2 separate regions of the Homo sapiens genome follow, and region 2 is linked to region 1. The links are chromatin loops, found by intact Hi-C in ENCODE. Cell type or tissue: PC-9. All regions are shown on one strand. Region 1 has its middle 17 kb from the start of LINC00942. Region 2 overlaps ERC1 (ELKS/RAB6-interacting/CAST family member 1).

Region 1 (5,000 bases):
TTTTGTGTTTTTAGTAGAGACTGGGTTTCACCATGTTTCACCATGTTGGCTAGGCTGGTCTCGAACTCTTGGCCTCAACTGATCTGCCTGCCCTCAACCTCCCAAAGTGTTGGGATTACAGGTGTGAGCCACTGTGCCCAGGCCCTCTTCCCCCACTTTTAATTTTCCTTTTGCCTTTCTTGTAGCTTGATAACATGACCTGTATCCCCACCTGCCTGTTTTATTCTTGGGCTGACATTTGTGGTGCATTTTAAGCTGGAATTTCTGGAAACAGAAAGCTACAAGATCCACAGCAAAAGCTACAAAATGCAGTGGTGGAATTTCAGGCACCAGGGCATCGCACGGAGGAGACATTCCAGGGCCCCAGAGTGGGTGGGGAAGCTGCTGAGATCCTGAGAGCCTTCCAGTACCTTCAGACCCCACCACCCTGGCAGCAGCCTGCCCAGAGTCCACTCCCTTGGGCGACTCTGCTTAGGGCTCCCCCATCATCTAGCCGGTGGCAGGCAGCCAGGAGCTACTCGCCTTCTTTAATTTAAATGTACATCTGGGTTTGCAGTAAGTTACAGGGACAAGGGTCTCCAGGAGTGGACCAGGGAAGGCCCTGCCCAGGTAACCAAGCCCATGTCAAGCAATCCACAGTCCTCAGGATTCTTCCTCCATGGGTGGGGTTTTGATTGTGTGTTTTAAAGATGCCTTCATTGTAACAATTAAAGGATCAGAATAAATCTGACCACAATCAGTACTTTAAAACCTTCTTGCTTTGCACTTAGAGAACCCTTGGCATGGCCCTGCTTGCCACAGTGACTGACAACAGTGACCCAGACAGACAGAGGACACTCACTCGCTACAAATGCTGAGCACATAAATATTTACTTAGGCACAAGCAATGGCCTGAGTGCCTTTTATGCGGTGGGGAGACAGGAATGAATCATGCAGGTTGGCAGCTGGAACAAGACGGGGAGAGGAAGGGGAGTCTCTTCTCTGGGGAGCAGCTGTCTTAAGAGCTGCCAGAAATAGGAGAGGGAGGACTGGAGCTGGGGGAACTTGAACATGGAGAGCCCTGAGAGGATGCGAGAGAGGACGACCGGTGGGCAGCCCTGGGAGGACCCCACCTCTGCCTGGGAGGAGCCTCAGGCTGTTGTCTGCCAGCCAGTGCCAAGGGCTGGAGGGGCCCCGGCGGAGTCTCACCACTGTTTGGAACGAAGAGTAGTAGAATCCCAGCCCTGCTCCCAGAGGGCGGAGGACGGGAGGCAGGGACGAGCACACCTGGTGAGGCGGGGTTCACCACGGGGCCCCACGGAACTGCCAGGGGCCTGCAGTTCTGCCCTACCCAGTCCTGGGCTCCAGAAGCCATCTGCCAAGACGGTGGGCTGGGTGTGCACCGTGCTGCAGGGGTGTGTCTTCTCCCACGCCAGGAGCACCGTCACCCCTGTTCACACCCCGCCCCCAGCCTAGACCTGGTTTTTCCTACAAATCCCCACCGAGACGTTATCTTCCATCTCACTGGGGTCAAGGAGTGGCTGACTGCCCGGTAGCAACAAAGGACGTTTTGAGCCGCGGAATCCACAGGTATCAACTTGGATCCTGGGGCTGGGAACGGAAGTCCCAACACCAGGTAGGGGGTAGCCCGTGGACATGCAGGAGGCAGCCCCAGAACCAGGGAGGGGGCGGCACCAGGACAAGGTGGGGGCAGCCCAGTGTGCATCCCTTCCTGTCTAACCCTTCGTCACTCGGCTGGTCCACCAACAAGAACTGCTTAACCTGGGGCTGATTCTGTGACTCCCCATTTGACCACTTCTCTGCCCTAGAGGGCAGCTGAGAGAGAAGGAAGGAAGGAAGTAGATTCTCTTTGGTCCTTGTTCCCGGCTTGGGTAAGAGAAAGGAGGTGTTCGCTCCTCCTGAGCCAGGCCCTGGCCACCCCCTTTCTGCTGTCCCTCAGTAGACACCTGCACTGTGATCCTAGGCATGGTGGCTGTGGTGGAGGTGGAGGTGACGGGGTCATGGGAGGGAACATCTCCAGCACAATGCAGCTTTAAAACCACTGCCTCTGCAGCACGGACTCTGGAGTCCAGCTCCCAGGAAAAGCTTCAGATTAGGATATTTCTATTGTTACTACATGTAGGCACTTTGTCAGTTGCACTGTAGCTTTTCTATACTGTACTGGCATGGGGTGTGAGGAAGTTACGTGCAGGGACAGCAGCTCCCACCCAGGACTAACTTCTGCAGGAGAATTATGATAGCATCAGGAAAACAACAGTCATAATCCATTCTAATTGAGAGGTTATGGTGTACTAAGGAATTTAATCCTTACAGCAACACGATGAGGTTGACTCTGTTATCCCATTTCACAGATGAGAAAACTGAGGCTTAAAGAGGCCAAATTACCTCCCACAATCACACAACTAGCAGGAGTCCAGGTCAGGCTTCACACCCAGTTGTAGAAAAGCCTGTCGGGAGAGAAATCGGGAGACCCTTGCTGCTGTTTAGGCCAAATTCTGCCTCCACCTACCACAAACTGGGAATTGGTTCTTTATTCCTACTTTTCAGAGCCTACCTTCCTACAATTACTCAGGACAGGAAATCTACCATGCTGGCCCTAATTCTATAAATAGTGGAAGAGGATGCATTGGCTGGAAAGCTTGAGAGAAATGTATAAGACGAAGTGCTTTTTATTTAATCTGTTCAAGTTCACAGTGAGGCAGGAAACCAATTTTCCCCAAACTGAGAACTGAGGAAAGGGCCATCCTTTGATTCTTACCTCCCTTTCTCACCCCTGTGGCCAGAGAGGTGTTGCTTTTAATAAAGCAATTTCCAGGTGGTGCTTGGAACTCCACAGAACAAAAACCCACGAGAAATGGCTTGGGGGGTGGGGGCTGCCATTTCCTTCATTTTTCTCTGTTTTCCTTTACTTCCACCAAGCTAGAGATCACAAAACAAGCCAGAGACCCCACCAAATCCCAGGGTGGGGAGCTCCCCCTAGTGGCCCAGTGGGTCCCCCTGTAGACCCCCCTGGGGTCTTGACGAAAGAAGGGAAAGGAGCAGATGTTTGAACAAGTCTAGAGTCTTGTATAAGAGAGAATGATCCACTCCTGGGCATACACCCAAAGAATAGGGCAGGGACTCAAAGAGATATTTGTACAGCCATCCATAACAACGTTATTCACAGTGGCCAAACAATCCAAGTGTCCATCAGTGGATGAGTGCATAAACAAAAATGTGGTATAACCACACAATGAAATATTATTCAGTCTTAAAAAGGAATGAAATTCTGCCACAGGCCACAACATGGATGATCCTGAGACATTATGCTAAGTGAAGTAGTCAGACACCCAAGGACAAAAACTGCATAATTCTACTTATATGAGGTACTCAGAGTAGTCAAACTCAGAGATACAGAAAGTAGAATGGTGGTGGCCGAAGACCTGGGGGAGAAGGGAATGGAGAGTTATGGTTTAATAGATACAGAATTCCAGTTGGGGATGATTAAAAATTTGGGAGCTGGTGGTTGCACAACAATATGTGTATACTTAATGCCACTGAATTATACACTTAAAAATTGCTAACATGCTAATTTTATGTTATGTATCTTTTATCAAACACAAAAAATAAAAATAAAAAAGAGAAAATAGTTCCACCAATTTTTGTGGAAAAAGCACATCTTTTTCCAGGTTTCTAGAAATTTTGCCAAATCACTCAATTTAGGTTGAAATTCTGTGTATTTAGTCTCAGCCTAGAATGAAATCTAGGGTAAATATTGTATTGAAATTTATTTCATTTAGGAGAATAAAATGTGGTCTTAGACTGGGCGTGGTGGCTAACACCTGTAATTCCAGCAATTTGGGAAATTTGGGAGGCAAAGGTGGGTGCATCACTTGAGAGCAGGAGTTCGAGACCAGCCTGGCCAACATGGTGAAACCCTGTCTCTACTAAAAATACAAAAAAAAAAAAAAAAAAAAAAAATTTAGCCTGGTATGGTGGCATGCACCTGTAGTCCCAGCTAGCTACTTGGAGGGTGAGGCAGGAGAATTGCTTAAAACTGGAAGTCAGAGGCTGCAGTGAGCCAAGGTCACACCACTGCACTCTAGCCTGGGCAAGAGAGCAAGACTCTGTCTCAAAAAAAAAAAAAAAAAAAAGAGTCTTAGGGAAGGATAGACAGGTCAATGGAACAGAATAGAAAACCCAGAAACAGGCCTACACAAATAATGCCCAACTGATTTTTGTCAAAGGTGCAAAAGAAAATCAATGGAGGAAAAATTGTCTTTTCAACAAATGATGCTGAAGCAATTATACATCCATAGATTAAAAATATGAATCTCAATCTAAACCTCACATTTTATACAAAAATTAATTTAAAATGCATCATAGATTTAAATGTAAAATATGAAACTATAAACTTTTAGAAAACCAGGGGAAAATCTTTAGGACCCAGGGCTAAATAAAGAGTTCTTAGACTTAATACCAAAAGTATGATCCATAAAAGGAAAAAAATCAATAAAGAAAAAAGCCCTGTTAAGAGGATGAAAAGACAGGTTACAGACTAGGAGAAAATGTTTTCAAACTATATCTGACAAAAGTTTATATCTAGAAAATAAGAACTCTCAAGACACAACAGTAAAAAAAAAAAAAAAAAAAAGAAAAAAAGAAAATGGGCAAAAAACATGAATAGGTATTTCACTAAAGAGGATATATGGATTGCAAATAGGCACACAAAAGGACATTCATTGTTAACCACTGGAGAAATGGAAATTTGAAATCACAGTGAGATATCATTACACATCTATTAGAACAACTCAAATAAAAATAGTGACAACACCAAATGCTGGCGAGGATGTGAGGAAACTGTATCTTTCATATATTGCTAGTGGAAATGTAAAATGGTTCAGCCACTGAGGAAAACAATTTGGCAGTTTCTTAAAAAACAGTTTCTAAACATAGACTTACTATATGATCAATTAATTGCACACCTGGGCATTTACCCCAGAGAAATGACAACTTATGCT
Region 2 (5,000 bases), 350 kb after region 1:
CTGTTGATTAGACTTTCCTGTCAAGAAAGGGCAATACAAGAAACATTATTTAAAATGAAATTTCACAGAACCAACCAAGTTTTACATACAAGAAGACAGATTTGTTTTATGAGCCTACCTAATATACAAACACCCCTTACATGCATAATAAGGATAATACCCTTCTTTCTACTCCATCATCTGCATCTAGGGAGAAATTCAGGAATTAAAATGTTAACAATTTCACTTTTATACCTGATATGTAGTTAAACTATTAAAGGAATCCATTATTCTTTGCTAGTAAACACTTCTGCTGATATACTCAGGTGCAGAAGCTGCTGAAACAGGTAAAATGCCGTCAGCAAGTTCTTGGCAAGTTACTTTCTTTTTCAATTACCCACTCTAGAGAGACTGACTGTTGAGTCGGAGTGAAAAGGGATGGCTATTCTCAGACTCTTATTTACTTCTAAAAGAGGAGAAACAAACATTTCATAGTGAAAGGATCTCACAAAATAAAAAAAGAACAGTGGACACTAAGATTACCTCCTCTGGGCAAGCTGCCATCAGTGAGGAAGACCTGAAATAGACACAGATAGGTGCAAACCAGCTGTGTAAGCACTGAACAAACCCGAAACACGCAGGGGGTGGGAGGTGGGTGTGTCGGGTGAAATGTGTGCCCATAAAAATACTTCTCTTTCCGTTTATCCAGCATCATGATGGCTAACAGCTGAGCCCCACTGAATGCAGCATCACAATGGATAACAGCTGAGCCCCCACTGAATCCAGCATCATGATGGGTAACAGCTGAGCCCCACTGAATGCAGCATCACAATGGATAACAGGTGAGTCCCACTGAATCCAGCATCATGATGGGTAACAGCTGAGCCCCACTGACTGCAGCATCACGATGGATAACAGCTGAGCCCTCACTCACTGAATTCAGCATCATGATGGGTAACAGCTGAGCCCCACTGAAGGCTCCCATGACATATCCTCACTTTCGTTGTGATCAAGGACCTCAGTTTATATGTGTCACTGACCAGCTGAAGAATGAATGTTACCACATTATTCTTGTCATTATTCTCTTCTTTTTCACCAAGCTAATGTTGAGGTTATAAATGCTGTTTACTCTGATAGTCCCATATCATATTATTTCAGTATGTATTATGCCATTTTTATAAAATATTCAGCAGAGAGTCTATTCTATACTAATTCAAGTACCCATAGGATCTGAAATATAAGATTTATAAGAAGCTTTGAACAGCCAAGAGAAAAACTGGATCCATTATGCACATACTAGAACATAAAGATAAAAATGATTGTTCAGAATCACGTTTAGCAGAAAAATACCCTTTTAAATATGCTCGGAATATCCAGTTTTTAAAAACTCTCCATTGTTTAGGACTATAAACCACAGAACCCCTAAAATAAAATAACAAGAACGACGATTCTAACAGTGGTGGTGGGGAGGTAGATTACAGAAGCAGCCAACACTTAAAAACATGCCAGGTACTGATGCAAGGACTTTATATGGAACAATGATTTAAGCATCACTACAGGCCTATGGGAAAATCACTAGGTAGTGTAGCTCCAGAATCTACTCTTAATTACCACCCTATAAATAATATGTTCTATGGTGAAAAACTGAAAAAGTAATCACATAAAGCATCTTTCCATAAATGATTTCTTATGATTATAGTGTTTATTAATATAGTATACCATTGCTACGATCATGTACTTAAAATGTACCCCCTACTGAAGCAAAGAATAAAACGAACCCCCAAAGAATGAGGTACCAAACCACTGCAAATGGAAAAGTACATCCTTCATGGATGAAACATACATCTAATCACCATACACTAAAGCTGCTGGGCAGAGCCAAAGATGCTTGACGTTAAGGATTTCAGGACCACGACGTTATTCAAATAATCTGTTTAGCCTAACTTTCAAGGTTAAAGGAAGCTAGTTTATTTACAGACAGACGGACCAAGGAGGACCTGACAATAAAACATTTAAAAGGTTTTTCTTCTGTTACATAAATTAGTTTTAAAATTGAAAATTAATAAAATAATTGTTACAGAAAAGGATACATTTTATAATCCCATGGGTTTTTTTTTTGTATAAACTCTCCCTGACATAGAAAGAAATCACTACCTATTAGCATATATTCAATTTCTGTACAAGCAAAATTTTGTAGTGATCAAAGGAACTGGCATTTATTCTACACATCTGTGCCGTCAATGATAATAGAAGGGGGGTGATACCCAACAGGTTTATATATACAGTTTACTATCATATATAATTATCATTATTGAGTAGTAAACTCAAGAAATACATATTTGTTTGTTCTGTTTTTGAGACAGGGTCTTGCTCTGTCACCAAGGCTGAAGTGTGACAGTGTAATCACTGCTCACTGCATCCTTGAACTCCTGAGCACGAGTAATCCTCCAGCCTCAGCCTCCGGAGTAGCTGAGACTACAAATGCATGCCACCACACCCAGCCGATTTTTAATTTTTGTAGAGATGAAGTACTGCAACATTGCCCAGGCTGGTCTCAAACTCCTGGCCTCAAGTGATCCTCCCACCTTGGCCTCTCAAAGCATTGGGATTACAGATGTGAGTCACTGTACCCAGCCCAAGGAAGAAACATTTTTAAATTAACTGTTTGGAGAAAGACGACGTTATTCCTTAAAATGACCTCTGTAATCATGGTACAGTTCTGTTTACTAGGGTGGAAAGAAACAGAAATAAAATGGTTATTTTATATAGAGGCTTTCTTGTCCTCATACAATTTTTATTTCAACAAGAAAGAAAAACTGATAAAATCAGAGGAAGTCTAATGCTGACTGCAAAGCTACAGAGTGAATTCATCAAATCTGCATACTAATTCCACATTGGCACAGATTTATTGACATCTTTTGTTTTGGCTTTTATCAGCCCTGCCCAGTTGTCAGGAGCTATCATGTTTCAGTCTGGGTGATTTATTTCCAGTCAAGTGGAACTGATTACTCTGCCTTTGAGGCCCAAATCACTGGGCAAACGCAGAAGAGACTTCCTCTAGGACACAGTTCTGAGGACAAGACAGCTCAAAACACTTCTTGCAGTCCCCTGGCTCACTTTAAATATCATTTAAGGGAAAGGAACATTTTTGAGGGTGCCTCCACAGCTCTTTTAAATAGCCATCAGCATCAAATTTATTGTATGAAATCAGTTATTCAAAAAGGCTCTGACCTTTACTTTCTTGGTTAATAATACCTTTCAGTATTGATGGCAGAAATACAGTCTGGATGAACTGGTCATAATCAGTTGGCAAAGAGGGATCTATAGTAATTAATAGTGAATTTTTCCTTTTCAGGTTCTAAGTCCCCTGATTTCTGGTCAACAGTTTGTCCACCATCAGACACTCGGACAAAATGTACAAACAAGGCAAAACTATAATTTACCAAAAAAAAAAAAAAAAAAAAAAAGAATGTTTTGCCCAGACTATTGCTGACATCTAAATTTTGCTTCTCCACTTGTTTCCAGCGATGAGAAGCTGCAAGACTGACAAAACCATAAGAAACTCTAAGCAATGTTTTAAATTCAATTTGGGTTTTTAAAAGTTTTCATATCAGTATTCTCAATTACTGCTTATGGTCCTCAATAAGCCCAGCAAAGATGTCGGGTAGCAAGTAACACTTCCTTGGTTGGGTTTCCCTGTCAGTTGTGTTGTTCTCTCATAGTACAGATCATGGAGTGAATTATTGCAATGAATGACTAGTTACGTGGCATTGAGCAAATTGCTTAATCTTTCTCATCACTTTAACTGTAAAACAAAAGACTAGTAACATCTCTTTCAATTATAAAATATAACAATATTCTTCTAAGGAAGATGAGAACATTTAAAAAGTAATAAACTTCACCAGAATACTACTATATTTTATCTTTAAAACTGTTCAAATTTAATTATACAGGAATGGTATAGCCCTTAAGAAAATATATTTTCAGAGTCCACTGCTCCAGGTAGATTTTATTAATTGCTGGTAGGAAAGAAAGTTCCTTGACAGATTTGCTCATGGTACAGATCATGGAACTAGGGGCCTCTCGCATTAGAACAACTGGATACAATGACACAAAAGCTGGTAAGACCAAAGGTCACTGCCAGTCAAGATCTGCCTGGTAGATAATTATGGAAAATAGCTCAAACCCTTCTTTTTCTATCTAGTCAGCATATATAAAAAATTGACAGACCTCCCTGTGCTAAAATTGCTCAAAAGACAAAGAGGGCACATAAATCCACAACGGCAATCCTTCTGTGGCAGTAGCAATGATGAGATTTCACTGAGGCCCTCAATTCACATCATCGATGTGAATGGCTTCCCTTGAAGTTGTTCAGTTACAGTGGCTGTCTAGGTAGCCTAGTCTCAGTTCACTACATTTTAGTGATGAGAGATCCAATATTTTTTTAAAAACTAAAGCAGGCACAAGAGGCTTAATTTTTTAAAAAAATCCATTGTATTGTAATAATTTAAAAATTGGGAATAATTAAACACTTAACAATAAAAGGCTAGCCAAATTAAATATGGTCTATCCACTGGATGGAAAGAATATTATACCATTACAATTCATATTCTTGAGAATTAAGGATACAAAAACTTGTTTATTATACACTATTACATGAATAAGACAGGTCACCAAAAAGTAAGTGTAATATTATACCAATTTCAAGTGAGGAGAAGTTTATTTTTACACAGATTTTTTTCTTTTTATAGCTTTTCCATACTTTTCATATATTTAGAATGGACATCTACAATTTTAATGATAATGCCAAAACCAAATATTTTCTAAATACAGTCCAAGAAATCTTAGCAAAAGGAGATTCTCTTATCATATTCACCTGCCAACATAGAAAACCTCTAGGGGTTTCTTTGGGGCATGTAAGCAACTGTATTATTTAACCCACACCTTTCACAAGTTCATAATGTGTAACCAAACAAACCAAGCTTTCAGAGATTTGGGGAGTCTTTCTTCAAAGAAAGACT

The links. Peaks named below come from ENCODE experiments on the same cell type or tissue, not always from the same donor. Only the 100,000 strongest peaks of a DNase experiment are listed, where the experiment ranks them.
Region 2: a loop joins it to region 1, with 19 times the contacts of the local background. A loop is called at or near these places in 1 of 110 quality-filtered maps.

The regions. Positions count from the first base shown.
Region 1 is chr12:1,515,298-1,520,297 of GRCh38, reverse strand. No RefSeq gene overlaps it. Among named protein-coding and RNA genes, the nearest start is that of LINC00942, 17 kb to the right of the region's middle. In PC-9, a CTCF peak has its summit at 3,024 (motif pointing left); DNase peaks (open chromatin) are centred at 857 and 3,167; H3K4me3 peaks cover 1,239 bases.
Region 2 is chr12:1,169,803-1,174,802 of GRCh38, reverse strand. The region is part of intron 8 of ERC1 (ELKS/RAB6-interacting/CAST family member 1); the gene reads right to left. Among named protein-coding and RNA genes, the nearest start is that of ERC1, 180 kb to the right of the region's middle. In PC-9, no CTCF peak of the experiment used is centred here; a DNase peak (open chromatin) is centred at 2,902; H3K27ac peaks cover 970 bases.